Regions from separate parts of the Homo sapiens genome. Here region 2 is linked to region 1. Evidence: chromatin loops called from intact Hi-C (ENCODE). Cell type or tissue: CD4-positive, alpha-beta T cell. All regions are shown on one strand. Each heading gives the region's core, and the rest is flanking DNA. Links, peaks and the distances in the headings are about the cores only. Region 1 overlaps LOC107985372 (a long non-coding RNA gene). Region 2 has its middle 49 kb from the start of DRC8.

Evidence for each region. A loop is a pair of places that touch in the nucleus more often than their neighbours do. Peaks named below come from ENCODE experiments on the same cell type or tissue, not always from the same donor. Only the 100,000 strongest peaks of a DNase experiment are listed, where the experiment ranks them.
Region 2: a loop joins it to region 1, with 2.1 times the contacts of the local background. A loop is called at or near these places in 3 of 110 quality-filtered maps.

The regions. Positions count from the first base shown.
Region 1 is chr1:244,799,861-244,802,779 of GRCh38, reverse strand. The region is part of intron 1 of LOC107985372 (a long non-coding RNA gene); the gene reads left to right. Among named protein-coding and RNA genes, the nearest start is that of COX20, 34 kb to the left of the region's middle. In CD4-positive, alpha-beta T cell, for the core only: a CTCF peak has its summit at 1,408; a DNase peak (open chromatin) is centred at 1,389.
Region 2 is chr1:244,919,405-244,922,323 of GRCh38, reverse strand. No RefSeq gene overlaps it. Among named protein-coding and RNA genes, the nearest start is that of DRC8, 49 kb to the left of the region's middle. In CD4-positive, alpha-beta T cell, for the core only: no CTCF peak of the experiment used is centred there; a DNase peak (open chromatin) is centred at 1,153.

The DNA.
Region 1 (2,919 bases), core at 219-2,718:
CTGGCGGGTCCTCCTGTCCTCTTTTCTTTCTTCACCATCAAGCAGCAGTCCACCTCGGCACCACCCACATGCTATCACCGCAGCAGGAAGGATCTGTGATTCCAGGGCGCCACTAATGAACTAGTACGCGAAATCTCACAAAATAGTCATGTGTATACACACATACACACATACTGTGTGTATCACAGCATCACACTTTTGGGCCGGCTGGAAAGGCACCAAAATGAAATAATACCAATCAGAGCTAAAGGTTAGGATTTACTGCTGTGTTATTTATTGCAGCCTTGTAGAAAAAACCAAAAACTCAAAGCATCTTATTTTCTCAGCCTGTGAACAATTCATAAACGTTTTGTTTCCTCAGCAATACAAAGCATCTGAGGTCTGTGATTTATTAACAGGAAGAAGTTGTTCTTCCCCTTTGAGAAAAGATAACGATTACAGGAGAGCTGCTTTCTCACCTGAGAGGTAGGGCCGTTGAGCCTCGCCTAAGCTCGTATCACTAAGATTCTGTGACCCGCAGCCCTTTCCACACCACAGGTAAGGAAAGACGGCTCTTAGATTACTAGTCGTGACTGGCCTCACCACCCCTCCCCAGCCTGGGCCCTGCAGAGGCCGTCTCTCACTCTGTGTTGGCCCTCGAAGGCTGGCCCGTCGCTGTGTGGTTCTCAGTCCATCCATAGCCCAGTGACACCTTTCAGGGAGGCTCCAAATAGCTCTCACGTGTTTCTCTCCCTCCGCCAGGGGGCTATCGTCTCATTAGGAGACCACCACAAAAACTTTTCACCTCCATTCTCCACACACTAAGTCTTGAGGTTTTTGGGCTGAGCACTGTGGCTCATGCCTGTAATCCTAGCACTTTGGGAGGCCAAGGCAGGCAGATCACTTGAAGTCAGGGGTTCGAGACCAGCCTGACCAACATGGTGAAACCCCTGTCTCTACTAAAAATACAAAAATCAGCTGGACGTGGTGGCGGGCACCTGTAATCCCAGCTACTCAGGAGGCTGAGGCAGGAGAATCGCTTGAACCCAGGAGATGGAGCTTGCAGTGAGCCAAGATTGTGCCATTGCACTCCAGCCTGGGCAACAGAGCAAGACTTCCTCAAAAATAAAAAAAAAAGTTTTAAGGTTCTTTTTACCGTGGTTTATGAGGCTTTGTTCTAATAACTCAAATAAATTGAAGCTTATCTTAAAAGAGGATAAAACTACGGTATTTTCAGTGTATACCCTGTATGTACACATCACATGTTGGACCCGACTTTCCAAATACGATTCGCCAGCATTGGCACTCACATATGTAGCTCATGATCAAAGGGCGATGAATAATGTTGCTTCATCCCGAGACTCAGGTGGCGTTACTGAAGCATTTAGCATCCCCCTTTCATCAGTGCCAGTGCCGCAGATGCTGCGGGCAACAAATTGTGCGCCCTAGTGGTCCACACGAGTATTTCTCATTACAATATTAATTGTAAAGTGTAAAAACCAAGTTACAAAAACCCACCGCGTTTTTATGTTGCTGGGGGAAGATTCCACAAATTTCTGCCATCTACTTTCTTTATACTCTTTTAAAGCTTTTTTTTTTTGGAAAATAAAACATAAATACAGAAAATCATACAAAAATGAATGTATAGCGTAATGAAGGCAAACACCCTTGTAACTACCATCCAGGTCAAGGAATAGAACTTTGCAAGCCACTGAGAAGACCATCCACGGGCCCCACCCCTATCACGTCCCAACCACCACCGCCGCCAAGAAACCACGAAGACAATCACTTGGTCGTGTTTCTTTATAGTGAACACCTGGGACTCTATGGTTGTCCAGTTAAAAAAGTCGTGGCTGGGCGTGGTGGCTCATGCCTGTAATCTCAACACTTTGGGAGGCTGAGGCAGAGGTGGGAGACCAGCCTGAGCACCATAACAAGACCCCATCTCTATTTTTTGAAAATTAGTTATGATTTTAAGTCTCCGAAGCTACAAGTTTCCCCTCTCTTTCTTATTCTGACAATTTATCTGTTGAAAAACCTGAATCCTTTGACCTGTGAAATTTCCCACAATCTGGATGTTGCTGATGAAGTATTCTCGGTGGAATTCAATGTGTTCTGGATTTCCTACGATGTAGCAGCTGGATCCCAAGGTATGATGAGACTTAGGTTCAGACTCTATGGCAAGACTAAGTCACTACTGGATCTTGAATCAGGAAGCACAAAACGCAGGTCAACTCTGTTGCTATGTTAATAGTCATGGATGCCTGATGCCTAAAGCCATTAATCCACTGACAATTACAAAATTGTAATACTCTAATTCTACCGCTTTTTTTTTCATTTGTTAGTTGCAATACCTTTTTTTTTTTTTTTTTTTTTGAGATGGAGTCTCGCTCTGTTGCTAGGCTGGATTGCAGTGGCATGATCTCAGCTCACTGCACCTCCAACTCCTGGGTTCAAGCGATTCTCCTGCCTCAGCCTCCCGAGTACCTGGGACTACAGGTGTGTGCCACCAAACCTGGCTAATTTTTGTATTTTTAGTAGAGACGGGGTTTCACCATGTTGGCTAGGATGGTTTCGATCTCCTGACCTCGTGATCCACCCACCTCAGCCTCCCAAAGTGCTGGGATTACAAGCTTGAGCCAACGCGCCCGCCGGTCTATTAGTTGCAATACTTTCATAAAGAGATGCCTCCTCTCATCTACCATTAGGTTACCCAGTGGTACAATCCATGTAGGAAAGTTGGGAAAAGTACTAGATTCTTTTCTCTCGTAAGTTTTCTAAGATAAGGAATGGGTCCCCCACCCTCCTCTCCCGGGAAGAGAATTGGTTCCCTAGCATCCTCCAAATGTGATGATTAAAAATGTTTGAATATAATTAAGAACTTAGGGATTTAAACATATTTGATCATTTTCAGTCCCTTGGAATTATTGAAGCATAAAT
Region 2 (2,919 bases), core at 96-2,595, 120 kb before region 1:
AACAAGGGCATTGAGATTTCAGAGAAGAGGAGCTCATTGAGCTCCGAAGCAGAGAAGAAGTTGGGGTTGAACAGAACCCAGCAGAAGAGAGAGAGGATTCTAGGAAAGAAATGAGAATGGTGTCTAGCGGAAAGGGACCTACTGGACCCAGTGGGTAGAGCAGTAGGATCCACAGGCAACTTCCTTCACAGCCTTACCTCTGACATTTTCAAGTTCAGAAGCGCCCTTCTTGGGCTGCTGATCCAATGCTCTTTCCAATTCAACTTTTTTTTTTTTTTTTTTTTTTTGAGACAGAGTCTCGCCCTGTTGCCCAGGCTGGCCTGGAACTCCTGCGTGATCCTCCCTCCTGAGTAGCTGGGATTACAGGCATGCATCACCCTCTGGCCAATTCAGCTTAAAACAAGAAAGTGCCAACACGGTAGCCTGAGCTTCTGAGTTTAACCCCTTCATCTCCTAAATTAGCTCCTAAGAGATTCAGGGACTGGGAGACTGTATGTCACCGGAAGGTAAAGCAAAATGTGTCTTGTTCATCACCATATCCCAGCGCCTCTAACAGAGACTGCCTCTTGCAGGTGCTCAATAAATGTTTATTAAGGAAGGAAAGAGCCTGCATAGCTAGCTGTCACTGTAGCCCAGTGGTTAATAATGTGAGGGGCAGCAGGGTGGGGTGGAGCCCAAACTCCCAGCTTAACATCTGGCTCTGCCGTGTGCCAGCTGTGTGATCTTACACAGTCACTTCACCTGCCTGTATCTCAACTTTCTCATCTGTAAAATGGGTCCTATGAGAGTATCTTCCTCATAGGGTTATTGTGAGTATTAAATGAATTAATAGACACAAAACACTTAAAACAGGGCTGGCATCTATTAAGAGCTACTTATGTTGCTCTTATCAGTAGACTGGCTCCAAAGCCAGACCACATGGATTGAAGCCTATCTTTGCTGTTTATGAAGAGAGTGGCTTCTCTGAACTTCAGTTTTTCCATTTGTAGTGTGGATATTATACTAACATAATAGTATCTATCTCATAAGACTATTGTAAGGATTAAATGAGTTAAAAGCATACAAAGCACCTAGCACAGGCCCGGAGCATCCCTCGATAATATAAGACAGTTACTCTCCTTGCTTAGTCACTGGGCTTTTCCTCTTACTCCACCACTGCAGCTGGCAGGTGGTAGCACATGTCTGAATTAGGCAAGACTTTATTTATGGAGTTTGTGTAGTTCTACCACTATCAGTTCCTCTTCGGCTTCCTTCTAGGGTAATCTGTACTTTAAAATAAATTTTAGACTTTTTATTATGCAATTTCCAAACATATATAAAACCAGACAGATGAACACAGTGAACCCCCAGGTACCCATCTCCCAGCTTCAATGATTATCCATCATACCACAATTACTTTCTCTCCTTACTGCCACTAGGTTATTTTGAAACAAATTCGAGATACAATTTCATCTATACTATTTCACTATGCGTCTTTAAAATCGAAAGAATATTTTTTAACATAACCACAATCATATTGCCACTCCTACGCATTTTTATAGTAATTCCTGCATATCATCAAAAAGCCAGCCAGCATTCAAATTTCCTTGATTTTCTCATAAATTATTTTATTTTACTTTTGCTTTTTTTTTTTTTTTTGAGATAGGGTCTTGCTCTGTCATTCAGAGTGCAGTGGTGTGATCCTGGCTCACTGCAGCCTCAATCGCCCAGGCTCAAGCAATCCCCCCATCTCAGCCTCCCAAAAAGGTGGTACCACAGGCATGTGCCACCACGCCTGGCTAATTTTTTAATTATTTGTAGAGACAGGGTCTCACTATGTTACCCAGGCTGGTCCTGAACTCCTGGCCCTCAAGCAATCCTTCTGCCCCAGCCTCCCCAAATGCTGGGATTACAGGCATGAATCACTGTGCCCAGCCAAATTATTATTTTTTAATTTATTATTTTTATCATGGTAAAATACACATAACATAAAATTTACCATCTTATTCATTTTTAAGTAAACAGTGGTATTAAATCCATTCATAATGTGCAACCATTACCATCATCCATCTCCTTAACTCTTTTTTTTACAATCTAAAAAAAAAAACAAAAAAATACCAGTATCCAAACAAAGTCCGGATGTTGCTTTTGTCTGAAGTTTCTTGGTCTCTTCTGACCCTAGAGGAGTTTCACGCCCTCCTTCTCTACCCCCTTGCAATCTATTGTTGAAGAAACTGAATGATGCGTGCTGTAGAGTTTCTCACTTTCTAAATTTTGCTGATTTTGCTTCCCCATGATGTCATTTAATATCTTCCTCTGACCCCTGGAATATTACATAGTCTTTCATAATACGTCAAAGACTTCTATGGTTGTGTCAGAAGGCTACAGGAGCCCTGGCTGAAAGTGGGGTATTTGGGCCATCAAATAAATAAGTAAATAAATACTGTAGCATATTAAGACACATCAAGTATGGTAACATCCACCGGTTGAGAGTAATGCTCCAAAAATAGATGGATTGGTCACCTTTGGAGAGTGCTAAGGAAACAACTCTTTATTCCAAAAATAAAGAGTAAGGATCAAGTATTTATTTTGCCCTTCCTGTATGAACTGTATTTAGGGTAGCCAAATAATTGATGGGAAAAGATCCTGCTGATACATGAAAGAAATGATAAATTAAAATATTGCCATTTTGCAACCTCTAATGAAATGAAGTATCTAAGCAATGATTATCAATGGCTGCTGAAACCACAGGTGAAGAGCTGAAGGAGAACTTTATAATGGACATATCGGGTTGACAGGATCCGAGCCCACTGATCAATCTTAACATCCCTGAGAGACACCCCAGCAGGTATGATGCGCACTGGATGTGACACAGTAGGAAGTCTGCAGCCTATGAAACAGACATACCAAAACAAATCTGAATCTGAGCAAGCCTCTCTG